2 separate regions of the Homo sapiens genome follow, and region 2 is linked to region 1. A link is a contact called in ENCODE POLR2A ChIA-PET data. All regions are on one chromosome and are shown on one strand. The core of a region is the stretch at or near the end of the contact, and the rest is flanking DNA. Distances in the headings are between cores, read along the strand shown.

Evidence for each region. ChIA-PET counts read pairs that join two places held with the same protein, here RNA polymerase II (POLR2A).
Region 2: POLR2A ChIA-PET joins it to region 1 with 10 read pairs in activated CD4-positive, alpha-beta T cell. The contact joins two enhancer-like sites. POLR2A ChIA-PET finds 5 or more read pairs at or near these places in 4 of 52 experiments (A673, HEK293, Panc1 and 1 more).

What each region holds. Positions count from the first base shown.
Region 1 is chr20:19,765,388-19,769,329 of GRCh38, forward strand. The region is part of intron 1 of RIN2 (Ras and Rab interactor 2); the gene reads left to right. Among named protein-coding and RNA genes, the nearest start is that of RIN2, 9.1 kb to the left of the region's middle. Within about 2 kb of position 1,910, at least 3 of the 41 ENCODE cell types and tissues checked have a DNase peak (open chromatin) inside an H3K27ac peak, as active enhancers do.
Region 2 is chr20:20,032,888-20,036,829 of GRCh38, forward strand. It overlaps NAA20 (N-alpha-acetyltransferase 20, NatB catalytic subunit), which reads left to right. Exons shown (of 6, transcript NM_016100.5): 6 at 215-768. The coding sequence ends at 300. It overlaps CRNKL1 (crooked neck pre-mRNA splicing factor 1), which reads right to left. Exons shown (of 14, transcript NM_001278628.2): 14 at 1,481-3,475. The coding sequence ends at 3,308. Among named protein-coding and RNA genes, the nearest start is that of NAA20, 17 kb to the left of the region's middle. Within about 2 kb of position 1,789, at least 2 of the 41 ENCODE cell types and tissues checked have a DNase peak (open chromatin) inside an H3K27ac peak, as active enhancers do.

The DNA of each region.
Region 1 (3,942 bases), core at 660-3,159:
GGCTGGTGAGGAAGGCACAAACCCAGACTGGAGGAGACTGGCTTCTGGTTTCAGCTCTGCTGGGAGGTGTGGGACCTTGGCTGGCTCAAAGGTTCATTTGCACTCATGTGTGTAGGCGCTCCTTTAGGATTCCAGGCTTCAAGGACCTAGCAGCCTAGCAGGGGATACTTACACAGACTGGGAAGGGCAGGACAGTGTGGTCAGTGCTTGACTTGAGAGACAGACATACTTGTGTTGAGTTTGAACTGGAAGACCCCTAATTCAAGTTCTTTGTTGCTTTCCTTTGCAATGGTTTTTCTCCTTGATAATTTAGGGATCCCACAAAGTCAGAGGCTCTTGTCTTTTTAGAAAAGGCATTTATCCCTCTTCCTTTTATGAAGTAAGCACAGGGATCTTGGGGGTGGGATGGGGTGGGTTTAGGAGATTCCTCTGGCTCTCTGCTAGACTAATGTTGTTGAAGGAAGGTGACTTCATCCTCATGGATGGCAAGACCCTTTGGAAGGTTTCATGGCTTGTGAGAAAAGGAGGCTACAGAGGGAGGGAGGGAAGGAGGGACAGCCAGTGGGATGGACCAGGCACAGATGGGGAGAATGGTCCTCCTAGGTTGACGGAGGCGCTTTATTAGGGTGGCTTCTTCAAAGCTTCTTATCCCCTCAGTCCTGTGAGGTCTGATGTCTGAAGTGACAGTCAGACAGCTCCCTGTCCTTCCCTCATGGTGGGAGGCTGCTCCTGGCCATCTGTCATGGATGGGGCACCCACCCATCCTCTCTGTATTCCGGGATTCCTGCCTTAACAGATGGTGTGTGTTTCGTATGACAAACACTGTCTCTGGGCACACCTCATACCCTAGTTTTCCCCAATATTTGCAGCTAATGTCTTTCCCTAAACAGTTTACAGGATGACCTTAGACCACATATATGATCTAAATAATACAAATAACCTACTACACTTTAGTATCAGCTTAGGCACTCTCCCTCTTTTAAACTGTGCTTCCATGGGACGTTGGGATCAGAGGTAGAGTCATTTCAAAGAACAGGGCTAGGAAAGGGCAGATTCAAGGTTGGTTCCCAGACCACTTTCTATTCAAGGGCAATGTGGTTGCATACAGAAGGGGTACTTCATCCTTTCCTGGGCATCAGAAAAGGATTCACAATGGAAGAGATGTCTAAGCTACGGTGGATGGAATCATCAGTGTTAACTAATAACACGTGGGTTCCAGGCAGGAGCGGCAAGTACAAAGAGTGAGAAATAAGCTGGGTGTGATGGCTCACACCTGTAATCCCAGCACTTTGAGAGGCTGAGGCAGGCAGATCACTTGAAGTCAGGAGTTCAAGACCACCCTGGCCAATATGGTGAAACCCCATCTCTACTACAAATGCAAAAATTAGCTGGGCGTTGTGGCACGCACCTGCTACTCGGGAGATTGAGGCAAGAGAATTGCTTGAACCCGGGAGGCGGAGGTTGCAGTGAGCTGAGATCGCGCCACTGCACTCCAGCCTGGGCAATAGCGTGAGACTCCATCTCAGAAAAAAAAAAAAAAGAAAAAAAAGAGTGAGAAACAAGAGAGGCTTGGAGCACCTAGGGAAGGAACGTGGAGTTTGTAGGGGCCAAGGGAAAAGTTCTCCTTCACCTGCTGAAGGTTTGCTGTAAAATCAACTCAGAAAAGGCAGGTTAATTGGGGAAAAGGCATACAGATTTACTTAACGTGTCTACAGAGGAGCCTTCAGAATGAAGACCCAAAATACAGGGGAAATTGTGTTTATGTTTAGGTTCAACAAATATGGACAGCCGTGTAGAAATGTGACTGGACAAACAGTCTGATTGAGTGCGAACAGACTGCTTGGGGAGATCCAGCAAGGCCTGTCTGTCTAGATTCCTCCTGGTCTCTCTGAGCAGCATTCCTTTCTTCCAGGTATGGAGCTGACCCTCTCCGGAATGCTCTTATGACCTATAGTTAGTCACAGTAGGTCAGACAGTTTCTTTATGGCCAGTTTTTACACAGAATGGTGGAGGGAAAGTTACAGCAGTAAGTTTAGGTTTTGTGGCTGGCTCTGGGGAAAAGAGGTTATGGGTCCTATGACCCACTTTGAAGGAGAATTCTAGTTTCTCTGGCTAGCCTCAGGGAGGATGGGACTGAGAGACCAGAGGGCAGGAGGTCAGAGAATGACTTTTGCTTCTGAGGCCCTCATTTTGGGGTACTGTTTTCTGAGCTCCTGCGAGTTCATTATGGCACCACTTAGAATGCGAGGCTCCTGGCCAGGCGTGGTGGCTCACTCCTGTAATCCCAGGACTTTGTGGGGGCTAAGGCGGGTGGATCACCTGAGGTCAGGAGTTCGAGACCAGCCTGGCCAACATGGCGAAACCCTGTCTCTACTAAAAATACAAAAATTAGCTGGGCGTGGTGGCAGGTGCCCATAATCCCAGCTACTCAGGAGGCTGAGGTAGGAGAATCACTTGAACCTGAGAGGCAGAGGTTGCAGGGAGCCGAGATCACGCCACTGCACTCCAGCCTGGGCAACAGAGCAAAACTGTCTCAAAAAAAAAAAAAAAAATCAATGCAAGTCTCCTGCGAAACATGGAGAGAGACGGAGGATGTGACCCAGACCCTCTGAGGGCTTCAGTCCAGGGAGGGAGGCAAGAACTGTACCTGCAGGACAAGTGGAGGACAACTTAGGAGAGCGTCATGTCCCAATGATCCAGACTGTGTGTCACGATGGAGAAAGTCTGTGAGGGAAACAAACCAGGTTCTGCCTGGTCTCTCCCTATGTTTTGATCTAAATAGCATCTCAGGCTCCTTGTCTATAACAGGAGATGAGGGAAGGTCTCAGACCAGGTTCCCTAGAAGCAGACCCCGAGGTGAGGATTCATGGAAAATGGATGAAGAAATATTCACAGGAAAACAGGAGAGTGGGGAAAGGGGGCCAGAGGCAAGGAAGCTGAGCAGTGGTGCAAACTGGAATGCTCTGGAAACAGTGGGAGCCCCACAAGAGTAGCCAGATCGGAGGCCAGCTTTCTGGAGACGCTCTACCCCTGCATCAGTCAGACTAAGGGTTGCCCCAAGTGCTTCCAGCTCTCTCTGCATGCGGGCAAAGCGAGTCCCATAGAGAGCATCCTCTGACAGGGACCCAGGTGCTGGCTGTGGCTTGCAAATGTGCATGAAAATGATTTAGGACTCTGAAGGCACAGGGACAGGGCGTGGCAGCATTTGCCAGAGTGGGATACCTGTTCTCATCCTCACACAGGCAGACAGAGTGGATTGTTATGAATAATTCATTGTCATTTCTTGTGACCTCCTGATCGTATGAGGAGCAGGAGTTTCTTACTGACATTACACAGCATGATGCCATGTGTGGCTTACTGGCCCCTCAGAGGTTATGCTGGCCCACCAGAAACCGTCTCTCCTCTATGTGCTTATTTCCCACACTTCTGGTGCTGATTTTTATGCCTTTAGACCTTATTGGAAATATTCAATATAATTACAAGATACCTATAGATATATAAATATTCTTCTTGGAAATACTTTGCTTTCTGTTTCTTTTTTTTTTTTTTTTTGAGACCGAGTCTCGCTCTGTCACCCAGGCTGGAGTACAAAGTCGCACTCTCGGCTCACTGCAACCTCTGCCTCTTGGGTTCAAGTGATTCGCCTGCCTCAGCCTCCTGAGTAGCTGGAATTACAGGTGCCCACCGCCACGCCCAGCTAATTTTTGTGTTTTTAGTAGAGATGGGCTTTCACCATGTTGGCCAGGCTGGTCTTGAACTCCTGACCTCAGGTGATCCACGCGCCTTGGCCACGCGCCTTGGCCTCCCAAAGTGCTGGGATTACAGGCATGAGCCACCGTGCCGTGCCCGGCCAGCTTTCTGTTTCTATTATTATTGGCTCTGAGTTCCTTGAAGGGTAAGTAATGAATAGGATAGAGGACATTGAAAGCTGTGGGTCTAGGA
Region 2 (3,942 bases), core at 539-3,038, 270 kb after region 1:
AACAAGAAAACGTGTATTGTGAGCTGAATACTGGGTGAGGTCTGGTTAGCATCTGGTACACTTGGCAATTGGGAGACATTTATAAATACATTTTGCTTAGAATATGGTGAAGTGGGGGTAGGGATAAAACCTCTTATGGGAACTTTACCTATACACTTTACATTTGATATAATACATTTTTTGGGTGTTTATATTAAACTTTGCTTCTTTACAGATATGAGGAAAGCACTTTCCAGGGATACTGAGAAGAAATCCATCATACCATTACCTCATCCTGTGAGGCCTGAAGACATTGAATAACCCTGGGCAGTGGTTCTTAGGCAGATACTCTAGATGCTTTATGGACAATATTATTTTCATTGGATGATTCTGGAGCTCTATTAGGAGAAAAGTAATCATTTTAGGTCTTAAAGACTTCAAGAAAATACAGGTTATCAATTTATTTTAAATCTCATTGTTTCCAGTTAGCAATATCATACCTATTAAAGCTGTTCATTGTAACAAAATTCAATCAAAAAGGCAGCTAGGTCAGAAGGAAACATACCACTCTCATGGTTCATAGTATTCACTGTATGTATGCTAGGGAAAAGACTTGCTCCAGTCTCCTCCTCAGTTCTGTGCCTGAGAACCACTGCTGCATATATTTGTTTTTAAATTTTGTATTGAACTGTTAATTGAAGCTTTAAAAGCATATATGAAATGTATAAATCTAAGATGTATAATACATTATTGACTCTATGAATGTTTTCTGAAGTTTGTTAGTCATTTGTAAAACTAAATCAGATTGTAATCCCAGTACTTTGGGAGGCCAAGGCAGGCTGATTGCTTGAGGTCAGGAGTTTGAGACCAGCCTGGCCAAAATCTATACTAAAAAAAATACAAAAATTAGCTGGGCATCCCAGCTATGCAGAAGCTGAAGCACAAGAATTGCTTGAACCCTGGAGGTGGAGGTTGCAGTGAGCTGAGATCGTCCCACTGCACTCCAGCCCGGGCAACAGAGTAAGACCCTGCCTCAAGAAAAAAAAAAAAAAAAAAAATCAGGATTGTGAAAGGTCATCATCATTTAAGATACGTTTAATTAAATTGTGACTTCCATACGTAGTATTTTAAAAATGCACACTTGAAGCAATCACTGTCCAGCATACTTAAGAAGCTCCCTTCTTATCGTGTAGTAAATTCTTCCCAGTCACCTGCGTTCATACCATTATACTGTTTGTTTGTTAGTCCTAGATCTTTTCTCCTCTTCACAATGCTTTGCTTAAATCCTGCCCTTCTAAAAAGCCAAAAAAAAAAAAAAAAAACTTGAGGTTTTTTTTTTTTTTGGAGAGGGAAAAGAACATAATTCCTAAAGAAAGGCCATATAACTATATCATAGGCCAACCATGTATTTTATGTGTAGTGTCTTCCTCTGTAATATGTGAAAATATCCAGTTAGTTAGTTAGTGAAAGACTTAACGAAAGAAAAACCCACAAGAAATTATTAAACTTTTACTATCGAAAGGATTTACTTTGGTGGAGTTGAGGGTGGGAGAGAAATGAATCTTTATGTTCTCCTGTTAGAGAATAGCTTTTTTCCTTCCAGCTTTCACACTGGCACATGCTTATTACAATTCTACCTTGGGAACATGACAGAATTTTTTTCTTATGCATTCATGCAACATAAACAGATAATTCTAGGAAGACTGTGATTAAGTCACTTGCATTCTGACCTATTATTTTCATCTCTCCCTGACTCTGGGTGAGCCAAAGGCTATTAAGATGATGTTCTCCTGCTCACTCACTAGGCAGACCTCTACTCGAGAAGTGATCTGACACCGCAGTAGCTGATGCTCGTCCAGTGACTAAAGCAGTCAGGCTGAAAACAGATTTTATCTCAACAACAGTCCTAGTTTCTTCTGTCCTCAAACACTGTTATTTATTTTCAAGATAAAATTTAGTAACAACATTACGAAGTAGCTTTTATTCCCTTGGGTGAATAAGATGTGCACATTTAATAATAAATTTGCTTACTAAAGGTCCTTTTAGGGGAAAACAACCTTAAAAATACAGTTCTAGTCCTTGGGCAGTGAACAAAGAAAAAATGTGCTTGAGAAACACAGTCCAGGTTAAAGGAAAACTCTCAGATCGGTTAATGCAGTTGAATTTTTGCTTGAGAATGTGAGCAACGTATCAGCAAATACATTCATTCTTGTGCTACTCTTCATTATTTAGCATAGAGCTACCTTAGGTGTTTCTACACATGCTCTAAACCAAGAGTAAGTTTAACATGTCAGCAGTGAGGAGTAGACATTTTCTACTATAGCACACTGGGAGATGTTTACTGGTACTCTAGGTAGAAATGACTCCATTGTCCACTAAGTTTGGGAAATAAATAATATGGCAACATTGCTACTGGAGATACATAATGTACAGAAGCCTAACTATAAAGAGATTTGATTAACGAGACTTAAGTCTTAGTCCAGAATTTCCCAAATTTATGTGAACATGGGACATCATTTTTCATAGCACACACGTGAACAAGCCATTATTCTTTAAACAAGGTATTACAAACTCAACCACTCTGGAGAACTGATGAGCGCCTAACTGAAATTATTAGACTAAATTCTTAGTAAACAATGTTTTCTGAACCTTGTTCAGAAATATAATCACTGCAAATTATTTTCCAAGTGTTGTTCTAAAAAACAATATAACTGGACACTAGTAAGAAAGTAAGGTAAATTATTAATCCACTCGCATTCAATTCTACAAGGAATGAAACCATTTTTAAAAGTGGCTTAGAACAAACAATTTACTGAGCACTTACTATGCACCCACCAGGTATATTCCTTTTATAATGTAATCTTCAAAATGAGCTGTCAAACTATTGGCCCATTTTGTGAATGAGGAAAATGAAAATTAAGTTATATAATCATGAGTGGCAGAGCTGGGAAATGAACTCAAGTCTGTGACTCTGAAGACATGAAAAAGTTACACATTTCAGATGAATGCATAAACTATCTTTATGGGTATGACATGAAAAGTAACTGTAGAATGTTACCTTAATTACATTTCCTAATGCATGATGTGGACAGACATTAGAAAAGTTTGGACTCAGTTGGAAAAACAAATCCAGCAGTTAAAAAAGTCCTTTACTTGCAATCCCTACCCCTAGCTAACCCAAGAGCATTTAAAAAATAACTTAAAAAGTAGCCATCAAAGATACCAATCAATTTCTTACTGGTGAAATATATAAGAACTTCCAGGAGTCACAAGAGTTCCAAACAATTAATTTATAAAAATAACAAAACATTTGTCTATGAAAAAAAGATCAGGATTCACTCTCATCGACGTCCTCATCTGGATGGTGCTCAGCATCCTCCTTTTCCTGCTGCTGTTTCTTCCACAGTTTGGCCATGGCCAGGAGTTTGAGGTTAGGTTGGTTGGCAGCATCTTCTGGAAAGATGTAATCAAAGTATTCTTCCCAGCCTGCATCAGACTACAGAAATAAAAAATGAAAAGATAAGCAAACGTGGGTGATATACTCACATATCAGAGTGAAGAATTTTTACTGGAAATCCGGATGATTACCTCCATTTTACAAAATAACATCAAAGTCTACTACAGAAAGAACAAGGGCTGGGTCTGAAAGACTGGGAGTGAGTAAGCAGCAACTGTAGCTCAGTGAGAACTAAACTGGTAGAAAAACATTCTAAAAATCTAAGCACAGCTCCTCTATAGCCAACCAAGATGTTCAGTGTCTCCAACTACATTGTGCAGTCTTACACTTAAGAAAACGTTTAACGATCTTTACATAATATTCACCCAGTAGCAAAAGCCATACATCTGTGCATTATTATTCCAACTCCCTACCTTCCCATCCTCACCTCCTATCAGTCACTGATTTCACTTCCCAAATATTGTTCTAACAGGCCCTGTGGCCCTGTTCTAGTTCCAGCTTCCATG